2 separate regions of the Mus musculus genome follow, and region 1 is linked to region 2. The links are chromatin contacts, found by Hi-C or POLR2A ChIA-PET in ENCODE. All regions are on one chromosome and are shown on one strand. The core of a region is the stretch at or near the end of the contact, and the rest is flanking DNA. Distances in the headings are between cores, read along the strand shown. Region 1 overlaps Aopep (aminopeptidase O). Region 2 overlaps Aopep (aminopeptidase O).

What was found. A loop is a pair of places that touch in the nucleus more often than their neighbours do. ChIA-PET counts read pairs that join two places held with the same protein, here RNA polymerase II (POLR2A).
Region 1: POLR2A ChIA-PET joins it to region 2 with 19 read pairs in Patski. The contact joins two enhancer-like sites. A Hi-C loop is called at or near these places in 2 of 37 maps with a recorded cell type or tissue (heart and left cerebral cortex). POLR2A ChIA-PET finds 5 or more read pairs at or near these places in 1 of 5 experiments (Patski).

What each region holds. Positions count from the first base shown.
Region 1 is chr13:63,227,249-63,234,329 of GRCm38, forward strand. The region is part of intron 11 of Aopep (aminopeptidase O); the gene reads left to right. Among named protein-coding and RNA genes, the nearest start is that of Gm16907, 66 kb to the right of the region's middle. Within about 2 kb of position 4,588, at least 1 of the 3 ENCODE cell types and tissues checked has a DNase peak (open chromatin) inside an H3K27ac peak, as active enhancers do.
Region 2 is chr13:63,086,914-63,093,533 of GRCm38, forward strand. The region is part of intron 5 of Aopep (aminopeptidase O); the gene reads left to right. It overlaps Gm46422 (a long non-coding RNA gene), which reads right to left. Exons shown (of 3, transcript XR_001780981.2): 2 at 5,389-6,620; 3 at 882-4,495. Among named protein-coding and RNA genes, the nearest start is that of Gm46422, 4.5 kb to the right of the region's middle. Within about 2 kb of position 2,811, at least 1 of the 3 ENCODE cell types and tissues checked has a DNase peak (open chromatin) inside an H3K27ac peak, as active enhancers do.

The DNA.
Region 1 (7,081 bases), core at 3,338-5,837, 140 kb after region 2:
TCCTCACCATGATAAGAGAAGCCCTGTGAGAAGAGTTGCTGTCTTCCAGCCCTTGCAAGTCTAGTTAGTGGCACAGCTAAGGTCCAGACTAAGATCTTTTTGTAATTTTTAGCAGTGTTTTTAACACAGGTTAACTCCATACTTTTGGTGAATATAGGTGCAACAGAAGCACACAGCAGAGGACCGTGGGCAGCCGTGAGGGCTCTTTCTCCTTGGGCCCGTCCTTATATACTGCCGGGCTTCTCCAGGTGCTTGATGGAAACACAGAGCCAGTCTCTTACCTGTCTCTAAAGGACAGCCGTGTGTATGGACTGGAGCTCTGCATAGGCAATATGGACCTTCAGTGCATCCAAGAGCTAATTGTTTCTGATGTGAGTAACTGCAGATTAGTTTAGTGTTTTGGCTTGGTAGATTAAGCCCATACTCTCTTGAGGCAAAAAAAACAAAACAAAAAAAAAATTAGATGATAAATTCCAGACCACCAAAATGAAAAATGAGGAAAGGCAAATGGTCAAACAAACAAGCAAACAAACACAAGGAGGTCTCTCTGTATCAGCTAAAGCGCTGGAAGGATGTTATCTGCATCCTCTTGGTGAGTTCCCATCTCAAGGCCCTGGCTTCTGTCCTCTGTGCTTGAGACCAAGCAGTAAAGGAGCACAGGTGGTAGGCAGCCAACAAGTGTGTCACAAGTCAGGGTAGGTCAGCGACTGCCCCATCACCAAAGTCCAAATGTGATTATAAAAGGGCAGCTCTCTTGCCACATGCCTCTGACAAAAGCTGATGCTCCCTAGTGAGAGTTTAGGTCATTCAGCAGAGGCTCTGCCCTTCCAGGTGTGTCCTCTGCCTGGACCTTTGCAAACAGATACTCGTCCTACCTAGGGTCCTGCAGAGCTGTAGCTGCCATTGTCACAGTGTGACACATAAAATGCAAGGTGATACCACTATGTGATGAATGAACAGTCGTGCAGCTGGTGAAGAGGTCAACAGTGTCTCCTTCAAGTTTGTGTTTTCACAGCCCACTTCATCGTGAGGTTCTGCTAAGCTGTACCGATACCCTATTGGACTCTGGAGGCAGTTCAGATATTGAGTGGAGGTCTGGAGCCATGTTGGTTACCACTGAGCTGTGTGACGCTGAGTGGAGCCCTTTCCTTGTTTGACGCCTCACTGCTTCTGTACCCTGAGTGAAGAGCAGAACCTGTGTCATCTCACTGGTTTTTGCATCATAGGCATGCCTGGTCACCTCTAAGAGAAGTGCCTTTCTCTCCTTGGGATCTGAGCTATGCTAGATCTGAGACCCAGTATGGCGGTTTGGGGGATGTTACCTACCTTCCCGCATGATGTTCTATAAACTGTGTCAAGAAATGCTGTTTCTACTCGCCTTTCTCCCCCACTGGGAGAAACCCCAGATGACCATCAGGTTACAGGGCCTGTGTACTGTGTGCCAATGACTAAGGAAGAAAGGTGCTGGTCTCAGATACTAACCTGTCTAACCAGCAAGAGATAAGAAAACTATACCAGGCTTGTTAGTCTCAAAATTTCTATAGATCAGAAAACACTACAGGTTCAGTTTCTCTCTTCATCGAGAGATATAAAAGCAAAATGATCCTTTATATCTATTACCTAAATGTTCTTGAGGAGGAGGCCCAGTGAGGTTGCTGTGTGGAGCACCAAGTCCTCCAGAAGAGGCCTCCTTTGATCTGGCTTTTAGTTTAAGCAGAGTCCACTGTGCCAGCCCTGCAGCCATGTTTGTGAGAAACTGCCACACTCAGCCTTAGGTCAAGAAAGCTGAGCATAGTTGAGGTTGGGATGATCAAACCCAAACAGTTTCCTACAATTATATTTTTAGTGCATCTATATATTTGTTACAGAGTGTGCTACATGCTAAAAATATTTCCCTTTGTAGGCCAATGGAAATTACAAAGCACACTGAGGGAACACAGGTAAGATAGTTTTTAGTGTGCTAGGGGCACCCTGGTTGTTATCAGCCTCAACTTTACAGCATGACATCACTCATGCCTCAAAGCATCACAACTAAATTCTTGAATTTCAACAGCTTTGTTGCCATAAAACCATAAAGGAGTACAGCAAAACTCAATATACGGAGCTCAGGACCAGGACTCCGGGGAAGTAAGTGACTGGGAGTCACCAGCAACAGCGACAATCCCTTCAACCTGGCTTCCTATTTCCTGGGATGTCTGGCTGCTGCCTCTCAGACAAAAGCTTCATCTCTTTTCCTTCCCTGTGTCCTTTCCTCGAGGTGCTTTCAGGCCTGCTCTGAGCCACCAAGCACACATGTGCTTCCCCTCAAGGCTCTGTGCTTGTGCTTGTTATAAAGTTACTATGAGGTTTATTATTCTCCAGAGTTCTTGGTGCCCCCTTCTCAAAGTATGTTTTGTTGTTGAGGTGGTGGTGGTGGTCTTTTGTAGTTGTTGTCTTAGTTTGGTTTCTGTGGGGGGTTTTGGTCACTGGTTTCGTAGTTAGAGATATTTGCCTGAGTTTTGGAGTTTTACATAAATCCTTTAAGAAACTATGGCAAACACAAGAATATGTAAGTTGTTTAACTATCTGAATGTAGTTTTTAAATCTCTAGTGTGTGAGTTTTTCTTTCTCTGTCACTTTTAAAAGACTTTTAAAAAAGCATTTGTTTGTGTGCATGAATGCCATATATATATGTGTGTATATATATACATGCAAAAAGGTCAGAGTGTATATCTGATCCCCTAGAGCAGGAGTTCCAGGAGGTTGGGAGCCTCTGAGTATGGGTGCTGCAGTCCACACTTGGATCCCCTGGACAAGCAGAAAACATTCTGCCTGCAGAACTTTCTTTCTGTCCCCTCCATTGATTTTTGAGTTGGAGTGTCTCACTAACCCTAGAGTTCACTGGTTATTAGACTGGCTGCCTAGCAAGCCCCTGCAGTTTTCCTGTCTTGGCCTCCCAGTTCTGGGATCATGGCTTGGTTGTTTTATGTTTTTTTCTATTTTTTTTTTTTTTTTTTAGTTTTTAGGGTTTGTTTTCTTTTTGGGGGGGTGTTCTTGTTTTGTTCTGTCCTGTTAATGAGTTTATGAGATCCACATTCAGGTCCTCATGCTTTTAACAAAGGGTTTTACCCATCGAGCCTTCTTTTCCAGCCCTAAGAACTGTAATTGTTTTTAATGTAATTTAATTCTTTCCTCTGTCCCATTTTAAATATTAGAAAATTCAAGATGAAAGCGGCTGTTATATGGGAGAGACTCTGTTAGGAGCATCACACATGATACTGATGTATGTCTACTCAGAAGTCTGTAAGATCAACATTGTTGCACCCATTTTATAGATGAGGCAACTAATGAGTCCATCTAACTTGGAAGCCCCTGTTAATTAGTGCTTTGGGTTTGCAACATTTCCACAACTGAGACTTAATTGTGCTGATACATTCAGAGGAGTGTCAACATGCCACTGTATGGTCAGTTTCTTTGTTTGTTTTGACACAGTATTACCATGCATCCTAGGGTGGCCTTGGACTCTTGATCCTCTTGACTCCATGTTACAAATGCTGAGATTACAGGTGTGACCACCAGGTCTTGCTTTGTTTTCCTTATTCCTGTAACAAGAGATAGCCTATTGTTTTGTATGAGAAGGGGCTACTAATAGAATTATTGATTCTACTTCATAATAACAGGGACCTGCTTCCTCTTGTCTTCCACTTGTCAATGGAAGGGGCAGGTGCTTGTTTGTAGTAGCTCAGATGGGCCACATCTCTCCAGGCTCCATCCAAGGACACTGAGTTCCTGTGGTTGTCAGAACAGGCTTTTCTATTATGATGTCACAACCCAGTTATTTGTGAGACCTTTGAAAGTTTACTTTGGTTCAAACTACCAGATAGGCTTTTGTCTGCAGGAAAAAGGTGGGGGTGGAGACTGTGGAGGAATTAAAGATTACCCTTGTGCTTGCTTCATGCATCGTCTCACTTCACCCTCAATAAAGTGTGTGACTCTCACAGGCTCAGGGAGGTTGTGTGGCATGAGTGTTTGAGAAGCCGAGAGAGGGTACCTTGGTCTCAGTTCTCAGGGGCACCTTCCCCATTACACCTGGCCGTTGACCCAAGACAGTGAGGCCAGATTCACAGGATATCACAGAAAACAGTGACAGCTAGCTGGCTGCACTAGCCCGTTTTCTGATGACCTTGAACCTCAGACAGCAAGGCAAAGAAGATAAGCAAAGCTAAAACAAACCGCAGCAGTTGTATAATAGGTTAAAACTCATAACTAGGAATGCAGTCTGGACAATGTGGAGCTTGTTGACCACTTATTCACCTAGTATGTATGAGGCCTTGGATTCTGTGGGCAACTCAGAGAAGTGGGAGGGTCCTAGGAGCCTGTTAGTCTTATCGTCTGAGGTATAACGTAGAAGTATAAATTGTCTCTTGCACCTGATCTCTTAGGGGTATCCATGATGCAAAGCTTTAATGTCCTGTAGAGCTTTTGCTTGTCTGACTGCTGAGCACAAAAGCTATGCTGTGTGTCGAGTGACTGGGTTGATCCCTTCTAGAGAGAAGCTATGTTTGGTATCTAAAGAACAATGAGGGTGTGCTGCTTGGCTGATCAGTGTGGGATCAAGTTCACATTCCCCAGCACCCACACTCCCCCTCCACACACGGTGGGTGGAAGCAGAGCAAGGAAGGGCAGGTCCTTTTTACCCTGGAGAGATGTGAGCTCTGGCTTTCCTAATATGGACACAGCTGGGCCTGGGGAGCATTAAACATTGATTTAATCCATGACTGGAGGAACGTCCCAGGAAGAAGAAATGGATTAATAACCAATCAGCACAGGCCCTTCTTCTTGTTTTCCCAGGGCACCTCCTTCTACGGAGCTAACTGTTCAGTGAACAAACACCCTGGAAACTGGCTTTCTATCATAATTATTTGTATTAGAGTTAGCAACCCTTCACAGTGGTAGACTGTACTTTCCTCTGTGTGTATGAGGGAGAGATTTTTATAATGCTTGTTAATAGAGATGATTCAGGCACAGTCTTCTGTTTGTAAATTGCAACTTATTTAAGTTCCTTTTAAAGGCCTGATGACCAACAATCTCTTCTGAGTGGGAAATTTTATAAAAGAATAGATTTTCTGGGGTCATAGACTTCTTACACAGCCCTTCCTTCACAGGCACATGGGACAGTGGCACATCCACTCGTGCACACACACTTCTGCACACCTTGGCACATGGGGCAGCGGCACAGACGCATGCACACACTTCTGCACACCATACCATGCCATGCCAAATCCCACCCCATGAAATGAAGGGAAAGTATCCACATGTGCTGCTGGCTTTCCAGCTAGTAAAATACCATCAGACAATATATGTGTGTTTGTGCCTTTGGGGAGATGTTTGTCATTAATTCTCCCAACATGCATGCATGAGGGTGTGTGTGTGTGTGTGTTTTCTAATCAAGGGAACCCATTTGGCTTGAGCAGGCTACCCACAACTTAAGGAAGTCAGCCAGCATGGCTACTCTTGAATGAAGCAATCCCTTTGTACATAGCAACGGGTCTTTTCCACTGGAATAGGCCTCCTCCCTGATTCTAGGCTAGATCTGTAATCAGACCATGGGAAGTGATACCTTCTGTAGACAGTGCTCTAGGCCAGCATTAAACCAGCACCCCCCCTCCCCCTCCCCCTCCCCCCAAAGACACGTGTCAAGGTCTTTGTGCAAGACCCAGAATTGTATTAACCATGAATCTCAAAAGTATTCCTTGCTTCTTCATGGGAGGGCCATTGAAATCTTATATTGTTTAAGTCTTTTTGTAGGCTTGTTTATTCATGTCCTTAGTTTATTCCTAAATAGAAGTGATGGGAAATGCTCCCTGTGTCAGCCCAACAGTCCATCCTCTTCATCATCATGTCTCCCTTCTTTCCACCCATGGGAACTTGCTGTCATAGAACACAACACCCTCTGTGTCATTGGCCTTCAAAGTTAGATGCCTCCCAAATATCTATAATTTTTTTTTGGTAGCTGTTACATATAGGACATCATTAAAAACACCCAAATTAGTGTTTCTCAGCACTGTTAGCACATTGAAATTACTGAAAAAGAGGACATTAAGATGACTGTGAGGCATAAATCATAGAGGGCCCCAAATGGTGAGATTTGTAACACCCCTACCCCAACACTCACCTCATATCAACACATCCCCTCACACCACACCACACCACACCACACCACACCACACCACACCACACCACACCACATACCCACACTGACACATACACACATACCCGTATTTATACTCTCTCTCTCTCTCTCTCTCTCTCTCTCTCTCTCTCTTACACACATACACACACACACACACACACACACACACACACACATTGTGAGACACATACACGGTGATTCTCAAAGAGGATTTAGAGGTAGGAACTGCAGATGGAAAGCCCCTGTATGTGATTTAGTATTTCACCTATGATGACCCTTTAAGGTTATAGTGTCTATGAGTAAATGTCAAGGTGACATGAAGAATTACAGTCAGGGGCTGGGGAGATGACACACTCAATAAAATGCCTGCCATGCAAGTGTGATGACCTGAATTTGATCCACAGAACAGGTATAACAAAGACCGGGGGAGGCAAGGCAGCCAGACTGTGGCCACCTTGTCAAGCTTCAGCCCAATGAGAGACCCTGTTTCAGAAACTAAAGTGAATAGTTCTCAAGGGACAGCGCCCAGGATTGACCTATTGCCTTTATGTTGACGTGCACACATGCATGCACATCTGCACACACACATTCATACACACACACACACACACACAAACTACAGCCATACTTATGGTGAAGAATATATGATAATGTCTCTTATAGCAGATGTTATGGGGTTGGGTTACATTTTGTGGTCTGTAATTTGACCTGGGATTAATCATATCCATATAATAAACAAGATTTTTAAAGGGACATGGTCACAGTGGATGTTCCATTCAGAACTTAAGGGCCAGGCTATATGAAGTGATAAAGGCACTGAAATTACCTAAGACCCATTGTCTCCATTCTTAAGCAGTGACCCCAAGCGGCATAGGCAGAGCAGCTTAAGTGTCCAGTGCTGTGTAAACT
Region 2 (6,620 bases), core at 1,561-4,060:
TCTTCCTTTCCAATTTGTATCCACTTGATCTCCTTTTATTATCGAATTGCTCTAGCTAGGACTTCAAGTACTATATTGAATAGGTAGGGAGAAAGTGGGCAGCTTTCTCTAGTCCCTGATTTTAGTGGGATTGCTTCCAGTTCCTCTCCATTTAGTTTGATGTTGGCTACTGGTTTGCTGTAGATTGCTTTTATTATGTTTAGGTATGGGCCTTGAATTCCTGAGCTTTCCATGACTTTTATCATGAAGGGGTGTTGGATTTTGTCAAATGCTTTCCCAGCATCGAACGAGATGATCATGTGATTTTTGTCTTTGAGTTTGTTTATACAGTGGATTATGTTCATAGATTTCCGTATATTAAACCATCCCTGCATCCCTGGGATGAAGCCTACTTGATCATGATGGAAGATCGTTTTGATGTGTTCTTGGATTCGGTTTGTGAGGATTTTATTGAGTATTTTTGCATCAATATTCATAAGGGAAATTAGTCTGAAGTTCTCTTTCTTCCTTGAATCTTTGTGTGGTTTAGGTATCAGAGTAATTGTGGCTTCATAGAATGAATTGGGTAGAGTACCTTCTGTTTCTATTTTGTGGAATAGTTTGAGGAGAGTTGGAATTAGGTCTTCTTTGAAGGTCTGATAGAACTGTGCACTGAACCCATCTGGTCCTGGGCTTTTTTTGGTTGGGAGACTATTAATGACTGCTTCTATTTCTTTAGGACCTAAACACTTTGAACCTTGTGTCTGTTCTGGTAGCACTAGGTGGGAAGGCAATCCCCTAGAGGTGGACACCTAAGTGATCATCTGGGGAGACCTTTCAGGACTTGCTCTGACCTGTTCTTCGAGGTCTGGGGAGATGGCTGTTGTATCTGTCTGGACTTTGGCACTCTGAAACTGGAGTCTCCCTTGTTCTGGCAGCCATACTTGCTCCTTCTAGGAAGTTAGGGTGAGGAGAATAAGCGTAACACATGGTCTCTTAAGTGCAGGACAGGGGGATCCTACTGATGAGTTGGTTATTTGAGCTAAGGGGGGGTAGACCTGTAGGCCACTTGCAGATGAAATCAGCAATGCAAAGGCCCAGGTAGCCAAGCACACTATCTACCCTGTACACAGAGGGATGCCTTCTGACTTGATGGGAAGAGCCCACTCTGGACTCAGACCAGGGCCAGACCAGCTCTTAACTTTGCCTGTCATCTATGAGCTGCTGCCCAGCCCTTCGCTCTCTACACCGCTGTAGGGAAACACGTAAGATCACAAATATTCCGGAACAGGCTCTCAGAGAATTCAGCTCTCTGCTCCAGTAAGCATAGAGACATTTGATAGTTTCGTTTGTTAAATACTATAAGATTTGTGGCTTATTAGGGTGAATCACCAGCCCTGTGGTTCCTCCCAACCCAGAATGTCAACAGTGTTCTGAAATAATAGCTTTTGGGAACAAATAGAAATAATTGTGATGAGTTAGTGCAGGGACAACACAAAAGACTTGCTGCAAAGAGTCACTGAATCCAGATTCCTCAAATGATCCCTAAAGAACTTTCCTGTTCATCGGGTGTGCTTAGCACAGCCCATGCCATCTGCTAGGGCCTCTGTCTATGCTTGTAGCTTGAAATGGAGGTGTTTGTACATGTTGCCTTGTCATTCCCCAGAAGAGGCAAAGCAGCAGAACAGACTGCCAGACCTTGCTGCTGCTCATGTCAAAATGCATAGTCATAGTTCCTTCTCCATATCTAGTAATGGATAATAAAAGTGTGGACCCTCTCATTGCAGGATTTTGAACTCAATTGGCAGACAGACAGACACATACACACACAGAGAGAGAAAGAGAGGTTCTGTTTCTCCCACCAGATGTTCTCAACCTTCCTAATGGTGTGACCCTTTAATAAAGTTCCTCAGGTTGTGGTGACTTCCTCCCCAACTATAAAGTTATTTTTTGTTGCTACTTCATAACTGGAATCTTGCTACTATTATGAATCATAATGTGAATATCTGATATACAGGATATCTGATATGTGACCCCTGTAAAACGGTCATTTGGCCCTCAAATGTGTCGAAAACCACAGGTTGAGAACCACTGTTCTTGAATAAACTTATGTTCTGACTCTGCTGATTACAACGTGAAAGGCTCAGAATGAGAGGGTCTAGACACATCTGTTCTGGGTGTTGGGGTCACTCTTGCACATAGCCCTTCCTTTGAATGTTTGCCCTTTCCAGCCTGTCTTGATAACCACCTCATTCATAAGGATGTGCAGTGTTGTCTATGGAGTTTTTGCCTGGCATGTCCTTCAGACTATGTGGGAGTGTATCAAGATAATTTTGCAAAATGAAGCTTAGTTTTTCAGAAGGGTCAGCCTTAAAGACTGTGGTTAGCGAATCACTTCAGTGCAATCTATTCTGCATTCCTGTTTTCTCACCTCCATTCCCTTCTGCTCCATTCCTCCCACTCCTCAGGCGTTTCTATGAGTCTTTTGTTTGTTCATACAGATGTAAGCCAACTATAAGGATTATCAGCCCTCCTTTTTGAAAAGCAAGATGCACCACACCCAGCTTTCTCTGTGCTCTTGGTACTTGGGGCTGTGTCCTGGGTTTCCTTCTGTTATGGAACCTTTGAGTTTCTCCGCACCTTTTCTTTAGCTGTGCAGTATTCTGTGCCCTGGATTTTCTCAATTTACTTTTCCAAAATAAAGATCTTGAAGTTTTGCCAATATTTGTAACATTTTAAACAATACAATACTGAGTACTTGATTCATTGTAGGGTCAGCAAGTGAGGAAGCTGCAGAGGCAACCAAATGGCAGAACTTGGCAGAGACTCAGTGCTGTGGGGCTGGGAAGAGGAGCCCTGCCTCACGGTCTAACTCTGCAGAGCTTTTGTGAAGCCCTTGCCACTTAGGATCAAGATCTCAGTAGAAGACCAGGTGGCCTTTCTAAACGTTTTGCTCTGCGCTTGTTCCCAAGTCTTCATTAATTTTTTAACATCTAGGAATTGTTTTCATCCTACTCTTGCTCTCTTTGGAAATTTAAAAATAACATAAGTTAAATGCCTATGTTTACCACTTTAAGATGACAAGAGTCTGGGGAGACAGCTCAGCCTGTAAAGTGCTTCAATGCAAGGATGAGGGCAGGGTTTGGATTCTTACATCCTAACCATAAGGAAAAGCAGAGAGCAATGAATGAATCCTTCTTAGTTCTCTTTCTCCATATAATGCAGTTCAGGACCCCACCCAGGGAGTGGTGCCACCACTGAAGGAGTGTCTTCATAGTGAGGCCCATCTCCCAGGTGACTGTAGATTCTGTCCTATTCATTGTTAACACCAGGCATCACACCCAGCCTCACTGAATGAGGGGAGGTGAACATTCCTATTGTCATCCTTGGGCTTACCCACATGTGCACACATGTACTCATGCTCTCACAGACAAGTATGCTCACATACATACATGAATCTATATACATATATATATATATATATATATATTCATGTACACCACATACACTCATACAAACATTGGGAATTAAATGATTTTTATTTTTATGGTTAAGAGAACATGGTGTTATTTGGATGCTTGGACTTGTAGTTTTATTTTTACTTCAGGAGTATTCTGATATTCAATGAGTAGAAAATCAGCTGTGGTATGTTCAGGCTGGCTTTCCTTCCCAAGAGTAAGTGTGAAAATGGATACTCAGACCCTGGGAAAAAGACCAACTGCCAATCCTACAACATAAAGGAAAATATTTTTTAACTCTGTTAAGAGAAAGGTGAGGGAGATGGTTAATGAGCCCATGTTTTAGCTCGTGTTTACTCTTAGGCTCACTCTGTGTGTGTGTGTGTGTGTGTGTGTGTGTGTGTGTGTGTGTGTGTGTGTGTGTGAAGATGTTGATAAGAAAGAGACTTTGAGAGTTTTAATTTTCAGATTTGGGTTGAATTCCAAGCCAGACCCAAATGCAAAATGTGTAATGAAATGCCAGGAAAGAAAGTAGGAAGTGAAGGGTTCTGGAAACAGGCGGGCATATCTGAACCTCCAGGCTCACCAGGCAGTGAGTGTGCTGAGCTGGGGTTGAGTGGCTGAACTAATTCTAAAGGCTCAGTTGACTACCCATGTGCCCTCCTTTGGGTAATTGTAGAGCACATCACCCAAACTCAATTTTAGACAGTAGACAGAACCTGAGCTTGGCCTACCCCATTATGGCTTCATGTTGTCCAGACTAATCTAATTTCTTTAAGTGGTATCAATGGTAAGCAAGCAATACATGTGATTTATCTCAACATTAATAAGGCATGGCATTGAAGAACAAAATCAGAAATGTTCCTTATAAGGATAACAAATTATTTTTAATAGTTCTAAAGGGCAGCCACTTTTGTGGGTACAAAATTAGCAAAAGCTGTAGGCCCCTGGACTGTGTAAACTCAGGCACAAGCATTCAGCCTGCTGGGCTCCCTTGAGGTATTTGCTGTTAGCACCCAAAGCATATTGGTCCGCACACTAGCTTGTAGATCACTCATCTGCAGAGAAAACAAAGAATCAGCAGTGAGAAAGAAGCCTGTCATCTGTGCAGGGCTCTCCTGTGGTCTGCTCTTTGACCCTTTGCAGATGTGCTGATCTTATTAAGGGATGTAGCAGCCACATAAGGATCATCTTGGTACTTGTATTTTCAAATGACTGTCCGATTTGATGTGAAGTAGACTTTTGCTTGCCTGGTCCTTACTCTAGGGAAATGACTCTTAAAAAAAAAAAAAAGTCATTTTAAAAGCGTCTTCTCTGCCTAATCCTGTTCCCCTTGAAACAAAACATCTCCCTTCACAGCCTGGCTCCACAGCAGAGAGGCTGGCAAAGCCATGCTTGCCACAGTGCTACTGCTCCCATCCCTGTTCTGCATTAACAGCCCCAGCAGATTTGAGCCTCCTCCCCTTCTTCTTCTGCCTTCTTCCTCCTTTTCCTCATTCTCCTTATCCTCTTCCTTATTTTCTTTCATAAATTCTTTATTTTTTAAATTAAAGTAAATTAAGGATTTCCTCAATAATGCATGGCAAGTGCTTGCATTGACCCTCACCAATGTGTTTGTCTTTCTCTTCCTTCTTTCTTTTCTCTTTCTTTCTCCCTTCCTTCCTTCCTTCTTTCCTTCCTCTTTCTTTCTCTCTTTCTTTCTTTCTTTCTTTCTTTCTTTCTTTCTTTCTTTCTTTCTTTCTTTCTTTCTTCCTTTCTTTCTTTCTCTCATAGTTTGTTTCATGTTCTCTGAATCATCACAGTTGTTTTTGGCTGTTTGTTTTATGATTTTCCTCACTGCATAATAGTTGAAAACTAAAACCCTGAGCAGAGGGCTAGAAGGTGTTTCCATATCTGCCCTCAGGAACCACCAGCATCCCGGTTCCCATCCCTCCTCAGGAACCACTCTTACCTCCTTTAACTGTCCTGGCCTTGCAGTCTCCACCAGGCAGAGGCTGTTTTTTGTGGGCAATTTACAGCTGAGGAAAGAGGACGTCTTTGTCTGGCCAGTTCCTTGTAACACTGCTAACACCCAGGTTGACTGTGGAGCTCACAGTCCAAACACATGGCCCTAGAGCCATGATCTCATTCCTTCCCCACACACCACATCTCACCTTAACTGTGCTGGGCAGCTGGCATGCTTTCCATGGAAGGTCATTATAGTGTTATAGCCTTCTACTACCTTATTAACACACAGTTAGTCATTCTTGACTTCATGCTGGTGTGCATGTGTTCCTGGAAATTCACTTTATTGAACCGCTTTTCCAAGTTGTTTGAGTCTTGCTGAATTCTAATTCAAGCCCTCAAGATTCTGGCCTGATTCTATGGAGGATCCAGTGCAGCATCCTGCCTGGAGAGCACTCTAGGCATATTGGTACCAGTGTCCTCAGCAGGTCTAGGTCAAACTGAATTGGAGGAAGCTCAGACTGAGCATCACATTGATTGTCAGAGGCAGGAATTATTTACATAGTATCTTCTTTTAAATTTGTTTTTATTTCAAGTTTGGAGGATTCCTCAGTAACTTCATAATAACTTTAGTACTACAGAAATCTAGCCACTTCCTTTCAAGTCCAGGCTTATCTATCCTGCCCTGGTAGCTACTACTAAGACTCTGGGAATTGGAGTGGTTTATGGAAGCCATAAAGACCTTTGGGACATAAAGATTACCACCTAGGAAAGGTAACTCACATAGCACTGATGAAATCACTGCCAGCTCACCACACAGTGATTTGCAAAGTACGGGAAGGAACGGCTGTTAGGCTAAGAGGAGCATTGCTGATAAAGGGTATTTGCTTTTTGTGTGATTTCCACAGTTCATGAATCTGGATGTTGGTTCAACCAGAGGAGGGTATAACAGGATCCACCACTGCAGGTGCCCTCAGTTGCAGTGAGAGTAAAACTACCCTCTCCTATAAATACCCAGTGGCCTCTATCTAGGAAAACAAGGATATCAGTTAGACTGGCAATTGCTTAAAGCAAAGGGTTCAAGAGTCTTCACTCTTTAGCTTTCCTTATTTTTCTGGCATCTTGTTTTCTCTGGTAACACATTCCCTGCCACTTCAAAATCCAGAGATGATCACCTGAGAATCCTGAGTCTGTGTAGTGTCATTGAACATCTGGTCAGCTCGATACCTACAGGTACAG